2 separate regions of the Homo sapiens genome follow, and region 1 is linked to region 2. A link is a loop called in an ENCODE intact Hi-C map of the cell type or tissue named here. Cell type or tissue: PC-3. All regions are shown on one strand. Links, peaks and the distances in the headings refer to the core of each region. The heading gives the core; the rest is flanking DNA. Region 1 overlaps LOC339166 (a long non-coding RNA gene). Region 2 has its middle 8.3 kb from the start of NLRP1.

Region 1 (12,220 bases), core at 2,646-10,645, 190 kb after region 2:
GCACATAATGTTTGTTATATCACTATCTAATGTACAATATATCTTATTTATCTGATTTGTCTGTCTCTCTCTCTGTCTAGAATATAAACCCCATGAAGGCAGAGATTTTTGCCTGTTTTTTTCATATATAATATGCACTTAAATGTTTGTTGAATGAATGAATGCGAGTGTGTATCTATCATGAATCTCAGGCCGTCGATAGTACCCAAATTTTCTTCCCTCTGGCTGAGGTGGGTTGGGGGATTCCGGAGAAGCTGGAGAACTGTTGTAGTTTCTTTCAAGAGTAACACCCCAGAAGCTGCAGCAAGGTTTTGAGCAGTAACATTCCATTTGTGTTTTAGAAAGATGTCTCTGCTGGCAGCGTGGGGGGCAGGCTGGCTTGGGGATGCTGGAGGCTGGAGCTCTAAGTAGAGGATGGTGTTATCCAAGACCCGGAGGCATCAGGACCTGCAAAAGTGCTGTCAAAACAGGAAAATGCTGTGAACTTTAACAAAATTGTCAAGTTCACCAACTTTTTTTTTTCTCTGTTAAAGATCTTGCTTGCTTGACTGGTTTTTCCAAATTCCCAGAGCTTCTCTGAAGTCAGTCAATATGGCATTATTGTCATTTGGGGAACAGTAAACCTTTGAAAAATGCCTTTTGCGTTCTGGATTTGTGGAAACCGTTTGAACCGTGGTGAGTCCTTCGAAACACAGTGTTTTGATTTTCTCAATAATTTCTTGAGGATCATTAGAAATGGGAATTCAAGAGTTAGGATGGATTTTTCCCATAGGCTGCATACATGTCACAAAGCATGATTTATTGTGGCACTTCAATAAGAACTTATGGAACAGGCAAAGGTGTCCACTCAGCAGCCCTTAGGAAGCTCATTTTTGAGGCTTACGGGTCCGCTGTTTTCCAGACGCCAGGAGGTGTGGGCAAGAGCCTGTCTCAGGGTGGGAAGATTGCTCTTGGTAACTCATGAGTCCTTCACACCTGGGGTTGAGCCACCTCCACCCCCCAGCCTCCACCTCCACCCCCCAGCCTCCACCTCCACCCCCCAGCCTCCACCTCCACCCCCCAGCCTCCACCTCCACCCCCAGCCTCCACCTCCACCCCCCAGCCTCCACCTCCCACTGCTGCATGGAGCCCTATCAGACCAGGTGACCCTCAAGCATCCTTCAAAGCCTGCAAGGTTTTGGGATTTGGAGTTCAAGTGCAAACTCATTTAGTTCATGCCTTACTAGTCAGTGCCCAGGGAGATAGGGAGTAGGTGGGGTTGGTCGTGCCAGGGTCTGGGATGGTACAGGCTGGTCTGGAGTAGGAGGGAGTAGAAAGAGAATAAACTTGTTTCCTCCTTTTTTATCCCTTCCAAGGAAGGATTGAAAGGGTATGTCCAAGGGCATTATGGAAACTATGGCTTTGCCAGAAGGTGTTGATGAGAGAGACAGTCACGGGTGACTGAGGCCCTGGCTGTGGTCTTCACTGCCATCCCTAAGAATCTGTTTTGGTATTTTATGTGTGGCAGGAAAGAAATCCTATGTTCTCACCAGCCTCACTAGACCCTGATGTCTAGTGTGGTTCTGCACACATGCTGCCAGTCCCTTCTCCGAGCTCCTGCCCATGCTGCGCCTTCTGCCTCAAATGTACTTCCTCGTGCACGTGGCTCGAATCTACTAGTGTTTTAATACTCAGCATGGGAGAACCCCCTCTGTGCTTCCTAGGACTTGCCCCAGCAGAGTTAATGGCTCTGAGTGCCCTTTATACAGCCCGTATCACATTGCAATGTTGCCTGTTTGCCCTCCCAAGAATGCCTGAGGGTGGAGAAAGGTCTCATACATTCTTGCAGCTCCGAAGGCCAGCACAGGGGCAGGCACATAGTAAATGGTGGTTGAATTTTACTAATCTGTCCGGGCTCAGAGTCCTGCAGACCTGAGTTTGAATCTTCTCTCCTGACATTTGTTAGCTCTGTGACCTTGCGCGAATCAACTGGCAAGCTCATCAGCCTGTTTCCTCACCTCTGTACCTGACCAGGGGAAGGTTAAGTAGATGGAATGGGTTCTATAAACTGAAAAAACAAAAACAAAAAAACACACATATAATACTTATTGAGCCACCTGTTATGTGCCAGAAACAGCCCTGAGCTCTTTACATGTATAAACTCTCTAAATTTTCACAACAACCCTACGAGCTAGGTACTATTGTCATCTAATAATAATGTGAGGAAACTGAGGTGCAGGTGTTAAGTCACTGGCCTACGACCACACAGCTAGAAAGTAGCATGATTGGGATTTGAACCTGGAGAAGGTAGCTCCAAAGTCCATGTGCCTAACCATAATCCCAGCTCCCCGAGGACATCGCTATTAATATTTATTGAGTACCTACTATTGGCTGAGCACTTTATTTCAACTCATCCTCACAGAAACTCAATCAGGTATTATTACTCTTATATGAGAGATGAGAAAATTGAGGCTCAGAGAGGTTAAGGAGCTTGTCTAAGGTCACACCGGTAGTGACAGAGTTAAGATGCTAGCTGATGAGCCCTAAAGCCTGTGATTCTTTTCTATTCCTTTCTCATTTCTTACTCCCTTAATTGTATTGCAGAAGAAACAGAAGACCAGGGAACAAAGGTGTTTTGCCTGGAGCCATGCAGTGGCTTCTTGGTGGAGCAGGAATTAAGACTTAGCCTTGGTTAACCACAGCTTTGCAACAACCACCTCCTGCCAAACCTTAGTGACTCAGAACTATAGTAACATCTTATTTTCCTTGATTTGTGATTGGCTGGCTGTTCTGCTGCTGGTATTTCTGGGCTCACTGTGTTCCCTGGATGGTTGGGCGGGCTGGCCTCACTGTACATGTCTGGCTGTTGGCTGGGTTCCTCAGTTAACCTCCATGTGGCCCCTCAAGATCAGTTTTCTTACATAGCGGTCTCAGGGGAGAAAGAGGGAGAAAGCAGAAACAGCAGGACCCCTCAAGGTCTGGCCCAGAAGATCCTGGCATCACTTGGACTGAATTTTATTGGTCAGTGCAAGTCACAGGTGAGCTCAGATATAAGGAGAGGGAAAATAGACTCTGCCTCCTGGAGGGAGGAGCTGCAAAGCCGTCTTGTGGTAAATACATAGGAATGGTTGAGGCCATCCTGAAAATTCTTCCTAGAGGCCAGGCATGGTGGCTCACGCCTGTAATCCCAGCACTTTGGGAGGCAGAGGCGGGCAGATCACCTGAGGTCAGGAGTTTGAGACCAGCCCGGCCAACATGGTGAAACCCCCTCTCCACTAAAAATACAAAAATTAGCCGGGCGCTGTGGTGCATGCCTGTAATCCCAGCTACTCGGGAGGTTGAGGCAGGAGAATCGCTTGAACTGGGGAGATGGAGGTTGCAGTGAGCCAAGATTGCATCAGTGCACTCCAGCCTGGGTGACAGAGTGAGATTCTGTCAAAAAAAAAAAAAAAAAAATTCCTAGAGTTCCTGACTCCCAGCCTGGTGCTCTTTCCCCTCCCGTGTAGTTGGGACATTTTGCTCTTCTTCAGCCCATGCCTGGTATCGGTTTATTGTACTAAAAGACTCGGTTTAGCTTGGCCTAGACTTTTTTTCCTGAGTCAAGTAGTGCAGGGCTCAGGGAGGCCTCAGGCTCCTGCAACTTGCCTCTCCATTCCGAATCCCTTGGTGATGGCCACATTTGGCTTTGAGTGTCCTTGTGGTTTGGGCCACCCCCTGATCTCTGCCCTCTCCACAGCTGGTCTGGGAGGGTACTGCTCATTCTAATGGCCTGGGTCAAGCCAGCTTCACCCCATGGGCTTCTGACCTCCTTTCTGGCCCTTGCTGTCCTGCCCTGCCAAAAGGGCACTTTATTAGTAAGTGAGATTTCCTGGAAAACCTCCAAGGGCCTGGAATGACTGAATATTTCAGGCTAAGTGGGAAAAACTACCTGAAAGCACAGAGGATGGGAATGAGTGTCCAGGGCAATTAAGAAAAAATGTGCAAATCTTGGTTCCCTTTTGCATTTCAGGCCAAGAGGGGGAACTCTGGCCTCAGAAGAATGGCCAGGAAAAAACATACACCTTGAGCTGGGTTCAAATCAGCAAAACTTCAGCAACTGCTTACTTCTGGCCAACTCAGGTCACCTGCAGCCAGGTGCAAAGGTGTGTGCCAGAATGAGAGAGACTGTATTTCAGGAAAGATTTGTGCTATGTGAGGCGCTGCTGTTTTAGGGATGGAGGGTGATGACAGAAGATTTGTAACCCTTTAACTGTGATGCAAAACAGAATAGTGAAAGAAATCCCCCTTCTGGGTGTATATCCAAGAGGAGCAAAAGCAGGGGCTTGGACAGAGATTTGCACACCCATGTTCATAGTAGCGTTATTCACAAGAGCCAAAAGGTGGAAGCTTAAACATGATAAAGTTGCTAAATTATATATGTATGTTTTTACCTCAAATGCTTTAAAAAAAAAGTGAAAACAATCCAAAGTGTCTATTAATGGGTAAACAAAAGGTGGTATTCAGGCTTCAAAAGAAGTGAGATCCTGACACATGCTACACCATGGATGAACCTTGAAGACATTATATGCTGAGTGAAATAAGCCAGATACCAAAAGACTGTATGATTCCACTCATACGTGGTTCCTAGAGTGGCCAAAATCAGGGACAGAAAGTAGAATGGTGATGGCTGGGGTGGGGGAAGCGGGGCAAGGGGGAGTTGGTTAATGGGTACAGAGTTTCAATTTTGCAAAATGAAAAGAGTTCTGGAGGTGGTGGTGATGGCTGCACAGTGTGAATGTGTGAATGCCACTGAGCCGTACACTTAAAAATGGTCAAGATGGTAAATTTGATGTTGTGTATATTTTTCTGCCCAAAAAAAAAAAAAGATCCTTAGAAGTGCAATAGAAAAAAAATGTGGGAAGTGGCTGGTTACATTTCCAGGCCACGTGCCATGTGCAGAGCGGGACTGGGAAAGTTTCGGGGACATCAGGAGGGAGACCCTGGACAAAGGAGGGGAGTGCACAGAGCAGGTTCATTCTCCAAAGCCAAGGTCAAGGTCACACTCCTCTCCACAGACCCAACTGTGAGTCCTGAGATGCCCCAGACAATTAAATAAGGCTTGAATCAAAATGATATTTTACTTTGAAAAAAGAAAAAGCAAGAATCACAGGTGTTTTCTTTCCACCCTTTGGATATATGGCATCTGACTGTGAATGGTATGTAACCACTTTTTAAGGGAAAAATAGGCATGTATGTTTACTAGTGAATCAAGCAAAATAAAAATCAACTGGCCACATTGGCCCTGACCTTTTACTTACCACCTTCTTCCCGTAGGAATTCTTGCTCTTGGAGTGTGTGCCGTCCGAGAGTCTCCACACTGAAATGTTCTTTAATCCAGGGCCTCTTTGACATTGTTCTGCACAGGTTCTACTATGGGAATGCAGGAGGTTCATCTTTAGGATCTGTTTGCCTTCATCAACATGACTTATAACCCTCGTGCTTCCTCCACAGATGGCACAGCCACCTTTTGCTGTTTCTTAATCCAGAGCTTTCATTTAAAGATGATAAAAGAAAACATCTGCCGGGCACGGTGGCTCACACCTGTAATCTCAGCACTTTGGGAGGCCAAGGTGGGTGGATCACCTGAGGTCAGGAGTTCGAGGCCAGCCTGGCCAACATGGTGAAACCCCAGCTCTACTAAAAATACAAAAGATTAGCTGGGCGTGGTGGCAGGTGCCTGTAATCCCAGCTACTTGGGAGGCCGAGGCAGGGGAATTGCTTGAACCTGGGAGGCGGAGGTTATAGTGAGCCGAGTTCATGCCGTTGCACTCCAGCCTGGGCAACAAGGGTGAGACTCTATCACAAAAAAAAAAAAAAAAAAAAAACTTGGGCAGTAAAAGAGCTCATGAAGCACCATGGCCAGCCCCCCAGAGAGGGGAACACTGCTTTGGGAAACATTTTCTAGTGATGCTGCAAATAGCATGTGCCCTGTGACTGGCCTTCCCGTGGTGCTGTGAGTCTGTGCCTGCTCAGGCCTCCAGCATGGTGACAGGCAGTTGAAACCACCACTTTGTTTCCAAAAGCATAAAAGGATTATGCATAAACTGAGAGGTGGGTGGATAAGCAGAGACACAGAAACTCCAGAGTGTGAATGGTCTGGTTGGGGTTGAGGATGAACGTGGGGAGGTGAGGAGTAAAGAGGGACAGGGACCCACCTACTGTGTGCTGAAACCCCAGTAGGCACTTTCTAAAGTCTGTTCACTTCTCACCACAGTCTTGTGAGTTAGGAGTTTATGACAATAAAATAGTTGAGGGCCGGTTGCAGTGGCTCATGCCTGTAATCCCAGCACTTTGGGAGGCCAAGGTGGGTGGATCACCTGAGGTCAGGAGTTCGAGAGCAGCCTGGCCAATATGGTGAAACCCAGTTTCTACTAAAAAAAAAAAAAAAAATTAGCCAGGCATGGTGGCGGGTGCCTGTAATCCCAGCCACTCTGGAGGCTGAGGTGGGAGAATTGCTTGAACCTGGGAGGCGGAGGTTGCAGTGAGCCGAGATTGCATCATGGCACTCCAGCCTGGGCGACAGAGTGAGACTGTGTCTGAACAAACACACAAAAAATAGTTGAGGAAAGTGAGGCCCAAAGTGTAAACAACTAATTAGTTGGGGATGAGGATCTGAAATGTCTGGATGGCCCCATAGTCAACTGGTTCTCACTCCCATCACATTGACACAGCTTCTGCTTTGAACTTTAACCTGTGAGCCACAGGCAACCACCAAAGGGTTCTAAATAGGGGAGTGATGGGTTCAGAACTAAGTTTTAGCAAAAGCCCTCTGGCAGAAAGGTGGATGATGGATGGGAGGGAGTACTGGGGCTAGGGGGCAGAGACCAGTTCTGAGATTTACTGTAGACTCAGTAAAAGCATTGGAAGTAGGGCAGGAAATGGAGGTGGGGTGGGGAAGATGTGTTAACCATAATCGTATATTGTATAACTTGGTTCTTAAAAAACATATTGGGAGGTAAGAATTTTCCTTGCTGTTTTATAAATAAGGACACCAAAGTCATATGACCGGAAGGCTCCCAGCCTGGATCTGAACTTGAGTGCCTATGACTCAAAGGCTCCTGTAATTTCCTCTAAGCCACCTCATGAGCGCTCCCGCGTGGGCGGTGTCAGATTGGATCCAGACGTGAGGAGAAAGGCAAGGTAGAGTGGCTTTAGAGATATAGAAGTAAGCCGCGGTGGTGGAGTTCTTACCTGGAGAAAGAGAAATCAGGAGGGCGTGGGTTTGGACGCAGCAGGGTATCCAGTGGAAACACTAAGCCAGCAGCTGGAAGTGGAAGTTAGAGGCCTGAAGTCTGGAGATCGCAGATGGGCTGTGGGTTTGAGAGTCTGAAGGGTAGACCTGCTGTCTGAAGGAATGGGAGTGAAGAGGAGAGAGGAGATGTGAGAGAGAAAAAGGAGAGACGGGGAGGAAAGAAGAAAGAGAAGAGAGATGCTGATAGGGCCTCAGGGATGCTGGTGCCCAGGGGGTGGTGAAAGGGAGGAGGGGAGAGAGATACAAAGGAGACTGAGGGTGGGGTGAGGCATAGGGAAGTCAAACCAGGGAAGAGTGTGAAGAGGGAGGTGACCGCCAGTCAAATGCTGCAGAGAGGGGAAGAGGATAAGGCAGAGTGGGTGCCTGGGAATTGAGCCTCGGTGGTTGGGGGTCAGGGGTGGGGTTGGAAAGCTAGTGAGGAAGGTGGACCACAGTACTGTGTAGATGCCTGGACGGGGGCTGCCTGGGATCCTCCTCTGAGGGTCTTGCCTGGGGACTCAAACCAGGATTCTATAGACAACGTCTTCACGTGGCAAGTTATTTTTGCTGTGAACCCACGTGGTCGCGCCTGGTAATTATAGGGTAAAAGGAATTAAGCAAGACATAATTTCTCCCCATCAAACCTGACTGTTTTACGTCTCCACCTCGCACCGGCAGGCAGGCTTTCTCCCTTCACAGGTGCCACTTTGATTTCAGTCACGTTGGAAAGGAATTTGAAACATCTTCAAAGTGATTAAAGAGAGGAAGTCATTGCAAATGTGGGCTAAATGTAATAATCACATAAACTGTTTATGGCCATGGAGCTTTCAGGAGGGAAGGCCTTGTGGTAGCTGACAGTCGGGGTGGGGCTGGGGCTGGTGAGAACAGTGGTGGCAGAGGTGGCGACGGCACTGCAGGTACAGGTGGAGGATGGCTCAGGTGCAGGTGGAGGATGGCTCAGGTGCAGATGCAGGTGCAGGTGGAGGATGGCTCAGGTGCAGATGCAGGTGCAGGTGGAGGATGGCTCAGGTGCAGATGCAGGTACAGGTGGAGGATGGCTCAGGTGCAGGTGGAGGATGGCTCAGGTGCAGATGCAGGTGCAGGTGGAGGATGGCTCAGGTGCAGATGCAGGTACAGGTGGAGGATGGCTCAGGTGCAGGTGGAGGATGGCTCAGGTGCAGTGCAGGTGCAGGCACAGATGCAAGTGGGGATGGATCTAATTGTAATATTAATTATTATTATTACAGCTACTGTTTTTTGAGCATTACTACTCCCTTAGTGCTGTCTCCTTTAACCTTCATTAGAGCCTCATGAAGTGAGCATGATGGTCCTTATAATAAGGGGAGCAAGGTCCAGAGAAGTTCAGTCATTTGTTGAAGACACACACCTAGGAAGGGGCAGGGTTTGGATGTGGAGATAGTCCCATCCCAATTCAAAACCACTCAGCCTCAGCTTCACTGTGTGGGGTCCATGGTCCACGTCTGCTCCCTATGGCATCCCAAGGGGACTCTTTCATGTTCAGGGAATTTGACCTTTGAGTCTAGACCTGGGACTGAGTGGGTGAAACCCTGGCTAATAATTCACCAAAGACTCCAAGACATAAGGGTACTCCTGTGACTCCCTCCCTCCATGCAGGCAAGGTCTTGCTCTGTTGCCAGGCTGGAGTGCAGTGGTGCAATCTCGGCTCACTACAACCTCCACCTCCTGGGTTCAAGCAATCCTCCTGCCTCAGTCCCCCGAGTAGCTGGGATTACAGGCGTGCACCACCATGCCCAGCTAATTTTTGTATTTTTAGTAGAGATGGGGTTTCACCATGTTGACCAGGCTGGTCTTGAACTCCTGACCTCAGGTGATCTGCCTGCCTCAGCCTCCCAAAATGCTGAGATTACAGGCGTGAGCCACTGTGCCTGGCCTCAGATGCCTTTATAAAGCAACTTTAGTTTTGCCTCTTTAAACTCACTTTGTAGGACTTGTTTTCCCCTGATCCTAATGAGATCTCCAGAAGGCCCTGCACTTCTCTGACCACATTTAGATCATAAAATGTTATCTGGTTGCCTCAGCCCCTTGGACAGTCTCAGTTCAGTAATTAGTATGTCTAATCTGGGGCAATACCCAAGGCTCCAAACTTCATTTAAAGCTTGCAATCAGGAAAGGGAGTTGGGGGAGATTTTTCTCTCTTTACTCCCTGCAATAGGTTCCTATTGAAGCTGCATCAAATTATCATGAACTTAGAGGCTTAAACAACACAGATTTACTGTCTTATAATTCTTGATTTATTATCTTGTGGTTCAAAAGTCCAAAATGGGTTGTCAGGACAGTATTCCTGTGGAGGGTTCTAGGGGAGAATCTACTTCTTTGCCTTTTCCAGGTCTCAGTGGCTGCCTGCATTCCTTGGCTTGTGGTCCCGCATTGGTCTGACACCACTTCCAGTTTCGTACCTCCTTTCCAGTGCATGCTTTCTTGACAACGAATCCCCTAATTTTGTATTATTTGCAAAATTGTGGATAGGCTGAGAATCTCCCAATTCCTTTTTCTTGACAGTTCTCTCCTCGATTTACCTCTTTCCTCTCATGTTTTACTATAAGCAGCATGAAGAAAACAGGCTGCACCTTCAACACTTTGCTTGGAAATCTCCTCAACTAAACATTCAAGTTCATCATGTATAAGTTTTGCTTTCCACATGACTGTAGGACACAGTTCAGCTAAGCTTTCTGCTTCTATGTAACAAAGGTCCACTTTCGTCCAGTTTCTAATAACACGCTCCTCATTTCCTTCTGAGCCCTCATTAGAAGCATCTTTAAACTTCTATTTCTGCCAATGGGCTGTTCACAATGATTTGGGTGTTTAGTAAAATGCTACATGTTTTATTATTGTGCTCCTTATTTCCTTCTGGTCATTCATGGTGGAGGCTTTAACATCCATCTTCCTATTGGCAGTATGTTCAAGACAATCTCTGCTTTCTCTATTGTGCCCCTCAATATTCTTTCATCCTCTGCCAACTGCCCAGTTCCAAAGCCATTTCAACATTTTTGTGTATTTGTTATAGCAGCACCTCACTTCTAGGTTCCAGAAATCTCTATCAGTCAGAGTTCAACCAGAGTAACAAGGCCAATGGGAGATAAATATTAAGAGATTTATTGCCTGAAATTGGCTTATGTGATTGTAGGGGCTGCCTAGGCAAGCCTGAAACTTGTAGGGAAGGCTTCCAGGAAGGGCAGGATGGAACTTGCAGGCGCGAGCTGATTCTGCTATCTGCAGGTGGAATTTCTTCTTCTTTAGGGAAGTCTCAGTTCTGGTCTTAAGGCTTTCAACTTATTGAATCAGGACCACTCGGATTATCTGGAATAACCTCCCTTCCTTAACATCAACTGATTATGGACTTTAATCACATCTACAAAATACCTTCACAGCAACACATGGATTCATGTTTGTTTGAATACGTGGGGATTGTAACCTAACCAACTTGACACATAAAACTGACCATCACCCTCGCCCATTCTCCTCTCCTCATCCCACTAGCTAATGAGGGATGAGTGAGGCTAGGAGGTGTGGACTAGGGTAAGGAAAGAAGAAAAGGGCAGGGATGGTTTTCATAACTGTGTGTATGGGGTGAGGGGAATCTGGCAATTATTTCCTCTGACATCAGCTGCTGTTTAGAGCCAAGCCTTTCTCTCATAGGTGCTGCTGAGAGTTTTTCAGACCCCTGGTATTATCAACCTCTGCTGGATAATGCTGCATAACAAACAGCTCCAGAACTCAGTGGCTTAAAACCAGCATTTATTCTCATGGTCATGGGTTTGCAGCTGTTTGGCTGGTTCAGACTGTTTGGCTGGTGGGTCTGCTTCAAGCTATGGGTTCAGGTGGCTGTGGCTCCAGGTTGTGGGTTTGGTTCTTGGCCCCTCTGTGTTCCCTGTAGGGCTCAGGCCCAGGTTCATCTTCTCAAGATGGATCACTGGGACACCAGAGGGCTAGCCCTGCCACATGCAAGCATATTTGCAGCCCTGCCTTGCTCACCTTTTCCCTGCTTTCAGAATACCCCTTTGGCCATAGCAAGTCACAGGCCTAGCTCAAAGTAAAGGAGCAAGGCACCTGTGAGCAGTCACCTGTGCTCACCAGGAGTCCATAGCCAAACTGTGACTATTATAAAGGAGTGAATCATCGTGACCTATGATGCCATATACTACCCTCATCCCTATTCTGGGATCTCTTTTACTTGCCCACTCTCTGTGGGCAGTTTATGACATTCTCTGTTGACTTCTGATTCCTGGGGATGCTCTTCCTCACGCAGACTGTCTTCTGGGGTCCTGATGCCCCTCCAGGCAGCCCTCTGGGTAAATTTCTTTTAAGACCACTCTGAACCATCTCACCTCTGCTCTCTACAATGCTGCCACAGGCTACTTCAGCCAACCTTCTGTCCTTTAAAATTTTCAGACACAAGTCAGACACCCATCCACTCCATCCCCCAAGCTCCACGGGAATTTGCAGCAAAACCCCTTGAAGCCCCTTTCACTAGCAACCCTCAACCTCCCCCAAGAGATTCCTGGAGTCTCCATGCCTGGCCAGGTTCCATTTGTGCAAGAAGGATCAATTGCCAAATTTGAAGTAATTGGAATTTTTTTCCCTCTAGTCACAGTCATTTTTCTCATTCCCAGTCAAGCATGTCCCCTGTGCTGCCTGCTTTTTGCCGGACCCTGCATTTGTGTTTGGAGATGAGACATTTCCTGTCAGCCCCGTTGTGCTCCACTGAGCTGGGTGCTGTGTGAGCTGTTCATTAAGACTGCCTATTATCTCGGATTCCCTTCGGTTGCTCAGAGCAATTTATTTTCTTCCTGAAGGAAAAGAACTTTGGCTCCCCCAGGCCTCAAACCCAGAGGCTTTGGACACATGGGCACCAAAAGTTTAGGGTGGAAAGTTCTGGCTGGTGGCTGGATGCACAGATGACACCCAGTCACATAGAGGATTACTTGGGAC
Region 2 (12,220 bases), core at 2,341-10,340:
CAGTCTGGGAAACATGGCAAGACCCTGTCCCTATGACATAATATTAAAAAACTTCCCAAATCCGGCCAGGTACAGTGGCTCATGCCTGTAATCTCAGCACTTTGGGAGGCTGAGGCGGGCAGATCACCTGAGGCCAGGAGTTCAAGACCAGCCTGGCTAACATGGTGAAATCCCATCTCTAATAATTATAATACAAAAAAAATTATCCGGGTGTGGTGGCGCACGCCGTATTCCTTCAGGAGGCTGAGGCAGGAGAACTGCTTGAACCTGGGAGGCAGAGATTGCAGTGAGCCGAGATTGCACCATTGCACTCCAGCCTGGGCGACAAGAGCAAAACACAGTCTCAAACCAAACCAAACCAAACAACAACAACAACAACAACAACTCCCCAAATCTCCCAGAGCCCTCCCAATGGTTCCCGGGGGCTGCATGATCTAGCCCCTGATATCTCTCCGGCATTATATCCTACCCTATCCCCCTCCCTCACTGGATCCTCTTAGTCTTTTCCCTGTTCCTTGAATACACCAAGAATACTCTCACTCCAGGGCCTTTGCACTAGTCTTTCCATTGTCTTGGAATGGTTTCCCCAGATATTCAGAGGTGTGCTATCCAACCTTCTGTAAAGTAGAATTCCTTCATTCCGTGCTTCATTTTTCCGCATGACACTTATTATTGCCTGACGTTACAGACTTGTTTATTTGTTTACCTTCTGTCACCCCCTCCTGCCAATAGGATGTTAGGTCCCTGGAGACAGGACTTGGCTTGTTTTGTTCGCTGTTGTATCCGCTATGCCTAAATCAGTGCCTGGCCCACAATGTCAGCACAATCAATACCACAGACATTGAATGTCTTTTGAACGCTTTCCTTTAATGCTTTCCTTCTTATCCTTCCAAACAGCTACTCACTCTGGCCACTAGATGGCACTCAAGTACTTTCTGAGAATTGAAGCAGCCTCATGGGTTTGGTGGAGAGGACCCACTGGCGCTCTCTGAGCCTGAATTTTTAAAATTATCCCTGTTTCTGGTGCTTTGGGCCTTTGTTTCCTTTCCTTGAGGCATTTTAGGAACACATTAAAACTCACTTTTATTCAAGTCATGCTATTTTCAATTAAAACTTAACTCATGAGGAATATCTGTATGGCCAGTACTCCAGCAGAGTACAGTGAGGCCTTCTCTTTAGGTTCAAATTACTATGACTTGAATCAAGATCTGGATAACTTGAAATCAGCCTCCTTGAAATTCCTCTCCTCCCACCTATTTCTAAGCGTGTCCCAGGCATTGCCTCATGGGGTTCTGAAGTCAGTTCTTGGTTCCCCTCTGATCGACTGGTCTTGACTACCTTGCTGCCGTCCCTTTGGTCTCAGACCCCATTTCTATCCTCCTGAAGTTGCTGGGCCCAGGTGTCCTCTCTGTCACCACCATTTTAGGGCACGGCTCTTTTCTGGCCCATTCCTGAAATGTGGGACAAGATTTTCCCAATTTACGGCACAGCTGAGACCGTGACATGAGGATATGATTTTGAGCAAGAACTTCCCCAAGGTTCAGGGATGAAGGATAGTAAATACATCAGGGCATCACTCTCTGTAGCTGTGGCTCACACTGTCCTCAGAGCCCTCTCTGGTCCAGGATCATCCCTGCTATCCCTTTTCCAGCTGGAGCCCTCTGTAGCTCTGGTGCTTTCCATTACACACAGGCAGGTCATTGCCCAGCCTCAAGATTCTGCAGCCTCCTCTGCCCTTTGGAGGCCAGGACCCTCTGGCTCTAATACTTAGAAAGAGAACAAGCTGTCCTACATTCACATCACTCCTAGCACAGGCCCCAGGATTATCCTCCTTCCAGGATGATCGACATGGAAATATCTAGTCCCTTCAGGTGTGTGCTTGGTATTGTTGGAAATAAAAGCTCGGAGTCACAGAGAAAATGAGCACTCAAATAAAGGATTTTTTCAGCAAGGCAAATTTACTTCTGGAGAAGGGTCTCGCTTGCCCTTCTGGCCACTGCAAGAGCACACTGAACAAAGGAGGGAAGGGGTTTTTATCCCTGACCCAGTCAGTCCCTGATGCTGTGTCCGGGCCCCATTGGCTGGAGTTGGACTGCGCAGTCTAAGCTGATCCTGATTGGCTACTTCAAATGGAGCAGGGGTGGGGGCTACAGCAGCGGGAAGAGCAGTTTTGGCCAAATAAGGTACAGATGTGGGTTGTTTCAGATTGTGAATGGATGTGGGTTACAGACTGGGAATGGATGTGAGTTACAGATTGGGAACGGCTGGAAGGTTGTTTACTGTAACTAGGGGCAAGGAGGCAGAACAGTTAGGCTTTGAAAATAGAGGACAAAGAATGAGAGAATTGAACAAGCGGAACCTTTGAAAAGGAACTCACTGTATCCAACAGTGTTATGGACCCAACAAGATCATCTCAATAGTTTGACAATTCATTTCCCCCAAGTTGGTGTGTTTCAGGCTTAGATAAAACGGTGCTTTGAACATCAACAGGTGAAATCTTTTGTTAAAAAACATAGTCTAGTTCATCCAGCCCTCCTCCTCTCCCTGTTACTCCTCTTCCTCCTTCTAGTCTTTCCTCCAGTGTGAAGTGAAGGAAATATTAGGACTTGGTGTTGCCCCTACCATGGTCTGCTTTAATGTCCTGTGAACTTGGACAAGAATACACATACCCGCATCACCATCTTCCAAGAACACACGATAGCCAAAGGTCACAGTCAATTTACATCGGTTACAACAGAACGCATCTCTCACTCTGAGTATTCTCATTTGATCTTAACTGCATTTAAATCTCAGTAAAGAACAATGACTTGTTCCTGCTTTATAGGCCTAAAACACCCACCAATAAGGTCCTCTTAGAAACCAGGCAAGGCACACCCAGGTCTCTATGCTAAACGGAGGAAGTCATGCATAACTTTTCAGAGACCCTTTTTACTTTGAAAACATTTCAAACTTACAGGAAAATGTCAAGAGTTGTACAGTGAACTCCCATATAACCTTAACCTACATTCACCAATTATTAACATTTACTATTGTTTTATCTTTTAATTGTGTTTGCTGATTATTGGGAGTAAGTTGCAGATATGATAACATTTACTTCTTTTTTTTTTTTTTCCCCTGAGATGGAAGCTTGCTCTGTTGCCCAGGCTGGAGTGCAGTGGCACGATTGTCAGCTCACTACAACCTCTGCCTCCTGGGTTCAAGCGTTTCTCCTGCCTCAGCCTCTCTAGTAGCTGGGATTACAGGTGCCTGCCACCATGCCTGGCTAATTTTTGTATTTTTGTAGAGATGGGGTTTTGCCATGTTGGCCAGGCTGGTCTCGAACTCCTGACCTCAGGTGATCTGCACCCCCCCCCCCCTTGGCATCCCGAAGTGCTGGCATTACAGGCATGAGCCATCACAACTGGCCCATAACATTTACTTCTAAGAACTTTGGCAGTATCTACTAAGAATCAGGATGTTTTCTTATATGCCACTGTACAATGATAAAATTCAGGAAGCTTAAAACATTGATGCAATACTACTATCCAATTACATGTAACTTTTAAAATGACATTTTCATCTTGTTGTTTAGATTTATTAGGATTATAAAAATATAATACAGAAATATGTAGGGGGAAAAATAAAAATGTTCTTTTGACTTTCTGCACCATCAGATCTACTTCCCAGGAATAACCAATGTTACATGAATGTTTCAGTGTTCCACGAAAAAAAAAACACAGTTTTACATGAACACAGTTACTTTTCTATGTGCCAAATATATAGGATCTAAGTTTTTTAGGAGTGAATTTTTTTCCTCTTAAAATATTTTGCAGATCCCTCCATGTTAGTACATATGGATCTAAGTCGTTCTTTCTTCTCTTTTTGTAATTGTTGAGTTTTTCATAGTTTGGATCTACTATAATTTATTTGATTAGTCAAATTTGATGGAAATCTAGCTGGCTTTCATTTGCATTTTCCTGTTACCAGCCACATGGTGATAACCAACTTCGTACACAAGTGTATCTTATCACACACATGTGAGTACCTCCAAGGGACAGAGTCCCAGAAAAGGAATTTCTGGGTTGAAGAGATCACACATATAAAAATTTGGGTTCAGAAATGTGCTTCATGCCTGTAATCCCAGCACTTTGGGAAGCCAAGGTGGGCGGATCACGAGGTCAGGAGATTGAGACCATCCTGGCTAACATGATGAAACCCCATCTCTACTAAAAATACAAAAAGAAATTACCCGGGCATGGTGGCGGGTGCCTGTAGTCCCAGCTACTCGGGAGGTTGAGGCAGGGGAATGGCGTGAACCCGGGAGGCGGAGGTTACAGTGAGCCGAGATTGCGCCACTACACTCCAGCCTGGGCGACAGAGTGAGACTCCGTCTCAAAAAAAAAAAGAAAAAAAAGAAATATGCTTCTCTTGAGAGTTCATTATTTTTGTCTTTCAACCACGGCATCAAGCAACTAGACTCATGCATCTTTTATTTGTCTTCTGGGAGGTTTTCAAGTCAGAGGTTTGGCCCATCTCTTAAAAATGTACATGCCAAGTTCAATCTTAAAGCACATGATATGTCTACAGTGTTAACTCCTGGTTTCATCTTATTTTCTCCCTACTCTTGTTTTAATTTTGCTTGCTGTACATACTAAGGTAATAACATTTTAATTTTATCATGTATCTTTATATGTATGTAAATTTGTTCACTGAGTCGCTCCAGAACAATGTGCTGTGAGTACACAAAATGGTTGAATCCAGTTTTCTTTCTTTCCTCCCCTCCCCTCCCCTCCTCTCCTTTCCTTTCCTTCTTTTTTTTTTTTTTTCTCTCACCCTGTCCCCCAGGCTGGAGTGCAGCGGCACGATCTCGGCTCACTGCAACCTCCACCTCCCCGGTTCAAGCGATTCTTGTGCCTCAGCCTCCCAAGTAGCTGGGATTACAGGCATGCACCACCACATCCAGCTGATTTTTTATTTTTTAAATTTTTAGTAGAGACAGGGTTTCACCATGTTGGCCAGGCTGGTCTTGAACTCCTGACCTCAGGTGATCCGCCCACCTCGGCCTCCCAAAGTGCTGAGTTTATAGGCATGAGCCACTGCACCTGGCCTGAATGGAGTTTTCTTAATGACAGTCCTGGGAGTTGGGAGACAAGCAGATGACACGTCTGTTGAATGGGACCTGTTTCATACCAGGCACTTTGTAGAGTTAGCTCATTTCATTTTCCCAACTATTTTTTTAAGATTAAAATTATTGTCCCTATTTTGCAGATGAGAACCAGATCTATAAGACTCCAAAGCCTCCTCCTTCCCATGCATCGCAATGGCACTGATATGCTGAGTCGTGTGCTCGCCGAGTGACCAGCCAGCAGATCCCTCTCCAATAGGCTTGTCCTCCTCTCACTCCCGAGGCTGCTTTCGGCTTGCTCCGCGCTTGCCTTGGCCATTACATGGGGGAAGCCCGAGCCTCTCAGAACGTATCTGTACCTCAAGTGGATTGTTGCCTACCCCTCCCTATGGAGGCTTCTGAGCTAGAAAATACAGAGGTCAGATGATGGCCGCTGAGAACATCCAGCTCCATGGATGACAATCAAAGCAAGGGGGCTTTAAGTGCAGCAGGAGGAACTAGGATTAGCCCTGGGGTAGGACTTCTGCCCAGTGAGGGATGCTAAGTTGTAGGAATGAGATAGGGGAGGTTAGCGTGGAATTCCCTTCCAGAAGCCTTTAAGAATAAGCTAAATTTGCAACTGTCTGGGGCTTACTGCGGAGAATTAATGACGCCCCTTGTGACAGCCCTGCTAAACCTCCCTAGAAAACTACAAATCCATGATGTCAACTGGTCGTTAAACTCCATTACTCCAGGCTCTCTTTTCTTGACAAAATTTAATTTAGGCCAGTAGGTGGCGATAATTAAACAGCTGATTAAACAGGGCTTCTTCTAATCATGAGAGAATGCATTAAAAGCAATCTGGAAGGTTGCTTCTGGGAGCAAGAGGAGGAACCTTTCTGTGAATCCAGTGCTGATTGAGGTGCAATTAGCAGATCCACTAACGGGATGCCTCTCCTGACTCTTAAGGATCTCCTAGGCTCCCACCGTGATCACTTTTTTTTTTGAGCCATGGTCTTACTCTGTCACCCAGGCTGGAGTGGCAGTGGTGTGATAACGGCTTACTGCAGCCTTGACCTCCCAGACTCGAGATCCTCCCACCTCAGCCCCCCAAGTAGCTGGGACTACAGATTCGAGCCACCGCACCTGTCTTTTTTTTTTTTTTTTTAAACTTTTTTGTAGAGACAGGATCCCATTATGTTGCCCAGGCTGGTCTTGAACTCCTAGGCTCAAGAAATCCTCCCACCTTAGTTTCCCAAAGTGTTCGGATTACAGGTGTGAGCCACTATGCCCAGCCTATGATCATTTTTCCTTAGACTGGAGGACAAGGCTCTGCTGCCCAATGGATCTTGGGCAGATTTTTTTTTTTTTTGGAGAAGGAGTCTCGCTCTGTTGCCAGGCTGGAGTGCAGTGGCGTGATCTCTGCTCACTGCAACCTCTGCCTCCTGGGTTCAAGGGATTCTCCTGCTTCAGCCTCCCGAGGAGCTGGGACTACAGGTGCCTGCCACCACGCCCAGCTAATTTTTGTACTGTTAGTAGAAACAGGGTTTCACCATGTTGGCTAGGATGGTCTCGATATCTTGACCCCATGATCCACCCGCCTTGGCCTCCCAAAGTGCTGGGATTACAGGCGTGAGCCACCGCGCCCGGCCCCAAGTCCCCCTTTTCAAGGAGGTGTGGCCTGGAACAATCAGACCAAGGCCCATCTGCAGTTTCCCCCAGACTAGGGAGCTCTCCGGCTGCAGGGGAGAGGCCACTGATTCTTGATGTGTTCTTGCCTATTTCTTACACTATAACTTTTTTGAGGGCAGGGATTATGTCCATTTTGCACACCACCATACAACCGGCACCTAATGCAGTGGATTAGTTATATGTAAGTAGAAGTTCACTATGTGTTGAACAAAGGAATGAATGAAGGTTAGGACAAGAGCTGGCCTTCATGGAGCTGTCCAGGGTTCTTACCAGTCCCTGACTTCCTTCGACGGATTGGTCTTTTGCTTTCTTGCCTTCCTCCCAGGGCTTTGCGGCAACACGACACAGAACCTGTTCCTCGCATGTACTCACGGAATCACGCACCTCCTTGACAGTCTCACTGTGTCTGTGGCGGCCCCCAAACAGCCTGCTGAGCTAACTCCGAAAGAGTGGTTCTCTCTGCACAGAACCACTCGGGTTAAATGCCTCATTCTTCATCTGTGTCTATGGAGTTTTTAGTTCTGAATCCCAGTCCCTTCCATGTCACTACGGTTGAAGGATGTGTGGTAGGAAGTGGCACGAGAGGTTGCTGGAGGGGTGAGCTGGGGCCAGTCTGCAGGGGCTTAGGGCATGAATTCATGGGGCAGGGAGTGTGCCTTGCCCATCTCTGGGTGCTCAGTGTCCTGCACAGTTCCAGGCACAAAGTCAGCTCTCAATAAAAGGCGCATAATTTCTCATCGTGCAGGACTGTGCAAGGATATGGCACATGTGGACCTGGCTCTAAACTCACCCCCCTGAAATGTCTCAGTTGATATTTTCTGAGGAGTAGAAGACGAAGGATTGCTGTTTACATTTATTTCTTCTTTGTATTTGTTTACTCACATCTGGATTGGCTAAAAAAAACCCCGTTCTTGATTCTTCTATGTTGCTTCTTAGTATCTCAGACTATCATATAATACAAGGCTAAGATAGGGAGGAGGGAGGGAAGAACTGGGGGAAAAAAAGGAGAAACTAGGGGAGTCAATCTAAGACCAAGATTTCAGTCTCTCAAACAGGCTCTGGGGAACTGAAGTTTCTGCTCCCCAGCTCAGAAATCAGTGGGTAAAGAGATAAAATTTCAGAGCCATTAAAATAGATGAACCAAGAAGTGGATACAGGGAGCCATTTGGGAAAATGACTCAAACCTTGCTCTGGTATGATTCAGGGAACTCTGATGTCAGTGCCCAATGTACAACTGCAGCAAAAACAGTCCCCAAGGCCTGGCACCACCAGGCACATCCTCAGGGCTCTGGGCTCATTCTCTCTCTTTGCACATCCTCAGGGCTCTGGGCTCAGCTTTGACCTCAGCACCACCTTGGAAATGCACACAGACTGCAAAGCTCAATGCCAGGCCACGTATCAGGGGCCTGCAACCCTCATCCTCCCTCACAGTGCTCTGTCCCTAAGACAGCTCATTTCCTGTCCCTGGTCCTCCTCTCCATCCTCTCTGCTCATCATCATTTCTACCATGCATTACCCTGTAATTGCCTCTTAAACTTTCTCCCTGTCTCTGATCACACCCCTTCCAACACATCCTTCATGTAGGTAGTCAGAGAGACCTTTCTGGAACTCGTACCTCATCGTATCACACCCTTCAATAAACCCCTTCTATGACTCCCCACTGCTGTGTGGTGCTCCAGGTCCTTTAGCTCTGGTACAAGCTTCAGGCCTTGTCTGTATCTTTCTCCCGACATGGTCTCCGTGTCAGCCTTGCCTTCTCGGCGTCTCCAGAACCACTGCGTTCTGCCACCCACTGGGTGCCTTTGGGAGACTGCTCCCTCTATCTGGGAGGCTTTCTCCGACTTGATAAACTCCTCCTCCTCTATTCCAGTTCAGATGTCATCTCTTGCAGGAAGCCTTCTCCCATGTCCCCAGGCACAGTTCCTTCACTGGCCACACATAAATTATTTACTTCTTGTTATAGCGAGCTGTGCACTATCTGTTACCCCTGTCCCCTGGACCACGAGTACTTTGAGAGCAAGAGTGATAGCTTATTTCTATCAGCATCCCCTTCCTCCCATTGCCCAGCAGAGTGCCTGGCACATATTTGATGCATAGTAAGTATTTGGAGAATTGTAAAATTAATTGAGCCCATAGGATGGACACAGAAGTCTGCCTCGTGGGGACAAACTCTTCAGTCTAGAAGGATGGAAGCTGAGAAAGGACACAACCGAACGCTATAAAACGCTAAGGAGAACAGAGAGGGGCACATGAACTACGGGTGTCTGTTTTTCCAGTGGTCCCTCGGTTGGTCATTGCCCCTGGCTTTTAGATCCATCCCCCGTCTTTCTCCTGCAAGCTGTGTTTCCCAGGTTCCCTTGCCACGGGTGTTTGTCTAGGTTTGGCAGGAGATTGGAGCATGAGAGGAAGGGAGAGGTCAGGCCATTTCTCCTTTTCTCTCTGCTCTGGGTGGGGGAGGGCATTTTCTGGCCATGGCTGCATCTGGACAGCTGTTTCAGGTCCCAGCTGGATGGCCCCTCACACCACGGTCTCAGCATTTCCTGGCAATCTCTGCTATGGTTCTAGCTCGGGCTGGGTGGCCCTGGCTTCTCGGTTTTGGTAATATTGTCACCCCCGTGTCCTGCAGCTGTTGGAGGGGAAACTAGCCCCTGCTGTTGCTCATATTTGGGTGGCTTTACCATCTCTGCGTGGCTTCTTCATCTTTTTTATCCTCACTGTGGCCCGTCCTTCCTATCAAATTCCCTGTGATGGAAATACTAGAGTGGTTTCGGTTTTCCCGACTAGATCCTGATCATCATAGTCTTCTTTCATCAGTCAGCTGAAGGTTCAGTCCTGGGGTTCCTAGACCAGCCTCTGCCCTGGGTTCTACCCATAGGGGTCTCTTGTCTTGGCCACAGTGTTCCTGCAAGCCAGCCATTGGTGGCCCTTATAAGCACCAGTGTTGCCTCCTGCAGCTATTTGCCTTATGATTCCCTTTCAGAGATTTCGGTGATCTGGATCCTTGGCTGAATCAATGCTTCTGTTGGTTCTTATGGAGGAGGATTCTGAATCCTGGCGGAGTGGGGTAGGAGGCTTTGTGCAAGACCACAACCCACATGTGGCCACTACTTCCAGGATGCTAATTACCTTCTGTGCCTTGACACTTGGAAGAAGAGTGTTTGAAACACATTCAGATGCTAGTAAACTCCAGCAATTCATTATGCCAAGAGCTGGTGCCAATAGGAAATATAAACCCTTCCTGAGAGGCTTGGCTGAACTCAACAATTGATCAGTGTAGGATGATTAAGGGAAATGAGTCTGTCATGCAGCCACCCCCCACTATGGAGCAGTGATAATGTGTCTTAGGGGACCTGGCTGGAGCCAGAACCGGGGCTGAGTGGACCAGAGGCTGACCCCCTGGTGGCTCTCACATCCCTTTGCAGGATGGCAGGAGGGTGAAGGGACTCCCCAACCCTTGGTGGAGTTAAAGGTGTAGGAACTGAGGTGAGGGAACCAGGGCTGGAGAGATGGATGGGTCACTCCAAGGCAGCAGATGGGACCAGGTGAAACCTTTCCCAAGAGTGGAGAAATGAAAATACTTAAAGCTTCAGTTTGACAAGTATGTATGATAGAGGAGAAGAGAAAAAGCTAAGAGAGGGCAAGGAAGAGAGATCTGGGCACTAGAAAAAGGGTGGACATTTCTTTTCCTTTTTTGTCTTTTTTTTTGAGGTGGAGTCTCACTTTGTCACCCAGGCTGGAGTGCAGTGGCGTGACCTTGGCTCACTGCAACCTCCGCCTCCCAGGTTCAAGTGATTCTCCTGCCTCAGCCTCCCGAGTAGCTGGGATTACAGGTGTGTGCCACCATGCCCAGCTAATTTTTGTATTTTTAGTAGAGACGGGGTTTCACCATGTTGGCCAGGCTGGTCTCAAACTCCTGACCTTGTGATCTGCCTGCCTCGACCTCCCAAAGTGCTAGGATTACAGGTGTGAGCCACCGTGCCCGGCCAAGGGTGGACATTTCTATAAAGGTCATTGAGGAGATAGGATGGCAGGAGACAGGAATTCAACATGCAGGACACTGAGGCCCATTCCACAAGACAGGAGCCTGTGGCTTCATTTATGTAGTGCCTGTGTGTGCCAGGTACGTGGGAATGCAGAGGTGAAAAAGACAGTGCCTGCTCTTTGTGTGCTCCACAACTGTGGAGACTGAGAATAAAGGAGATGACCACAATTCAGTGTGGTATGGGCTCAGGTGTGTGGGCACACCAGTTGCTGTGGGGTTTAAAAGAGGAGCACCTGAGTTAAGGAAACTTGGGATGCCAGGTAAAGCTTCCAGGAGGAAGAGATTTCTGCATGGAGTCTTGAAGGAAAAACTGTAGTTATGCAGGAAGAGGAAGCAGAGGGGCTGGTGAAGGCATCACAGCATCTGGAGAGTGGTACCCAAAGGCCTGGAGTGAGGGAGAGCTGGGTGTGTTTTGGGAGCTGGATGGGTGATGATGTGAGCAGAGGCTGGAGAGGCAAGTGGTGGTGGAGGTACCCTGGGAGGCCTGATGCTACTAGGAGTTTGGACTGGCCTCCTGCGAGTCATGTGGAGCTGTTGAAACAATATGCTGGAGGAGTGATACAGGGAGATTTATAGTTTAGAAAGATTCCCCTGGCTGCAACGGGGAAGTGTGATCAGAGAGGGTAAGACCGAGGCAAGAAGACCACACAGGTGGCACTTGTGATGGTTCATGTGACAACTGCTTCCTACCAGCCCAGGCTATGCTGTGACTCCAGACAGTCCAGCTATAACAACCAGGCAGAGGGAGCCTGTCCCATCCCTGACCAGGATCTGTGGGCCCTAATGGGGCTCACTCTGGCACGGAGAGAGGGACCTTGGGGAGCTGCTTTGGGAGCAGAAGTGGCAGAGAAGTCAGCTGGCCAGGCTCTGAGATGTGCCCTGTCTTCTGCAGCTGACCGCAGGGCCAATGCGGTTTGACTCAGTGGGGCCAGTGCTTTGCAGGTGGAGGCAGAGATTTAACGGCTGCTGCTGCTGAGTTGTGAGAGTGAGGGTTTTTCGGGAATGTATGTGAAGGAGGCATCTCTATACAGCTAAATTCCTTTATTAACTTAATGAGTTTGGCTGCTTTCCTGGAAATGCAAGTGCCATTTGGCACCATCGCTGCTGCCTCAGAAAGGGTGTCATTACACTAAGAATCTGTAGGAACGTAGAATAGTGATAAACGAAGCTGCCTGGGAGATTACACAGCATCACGCAGGCTTCACAAGGGCTTTCAGAAGGGGGAGTGCTTTCACTCTGAGGTCAGTACCCAGTTAGGGGCTGGGAGTAGGGGTAGTAGAGACTCCAGTCATTATCTGGATAATCCAATCAATGCAGGTAATGCTGCATAATATTGGGAGGGAGAATATTAGAATATTAAAGTCATTTTAAAGTTGAAATATAAACTTTAAAGGGGTCACAAT

What was found. Hi-C counts contacts between places; a loop is a spot of excess contacts. Peaks named below come from ENCODE experiments on the same cell type or tissue, not always from the same donor. Only the 100,000 strongest peaks of a DNase experiment are listed, where the experiment ranks them.
Region 1: a loop joins it to region 2, with 12 times the contacts of the local background. A loop is called at or near these places in 4 of 110 quality-filtered maps.

The regions. Positions count from the first base shown.
Region 1 is chr17:5,773,584-5,785,803 of GRCh38, forward strand. All of the region lies in intron 1 of LOC339166 (a long non-coding RNA gene), which reads left to right. Among named protein-coding and RNA genes, the nearest start is that of NLRP1, 200 kb to the left of the region's middle. RefSeq lists an enhancer at 12,060-12,220. In PC-3, for the core only: a CTCF peak has its summit at 7,120; DNase peaks (open chromatin) are centred at 2,708 and 7,078; H3K27ac peaks cover 2,890 bases.
Region 2 is chr17:5,586,710-5,598,929 of GRCh38, forward strand. No RefSeq gene overlaps it. Among named protein-coding and RNA genes, the nearest start is that of NLRP1, 8.3 kb to the left of the region's middle. In PC-3, for the core only: a CTCF peak has its summit at 5,873 (motif pointing right); no DNase peak of the experiment used is centred there.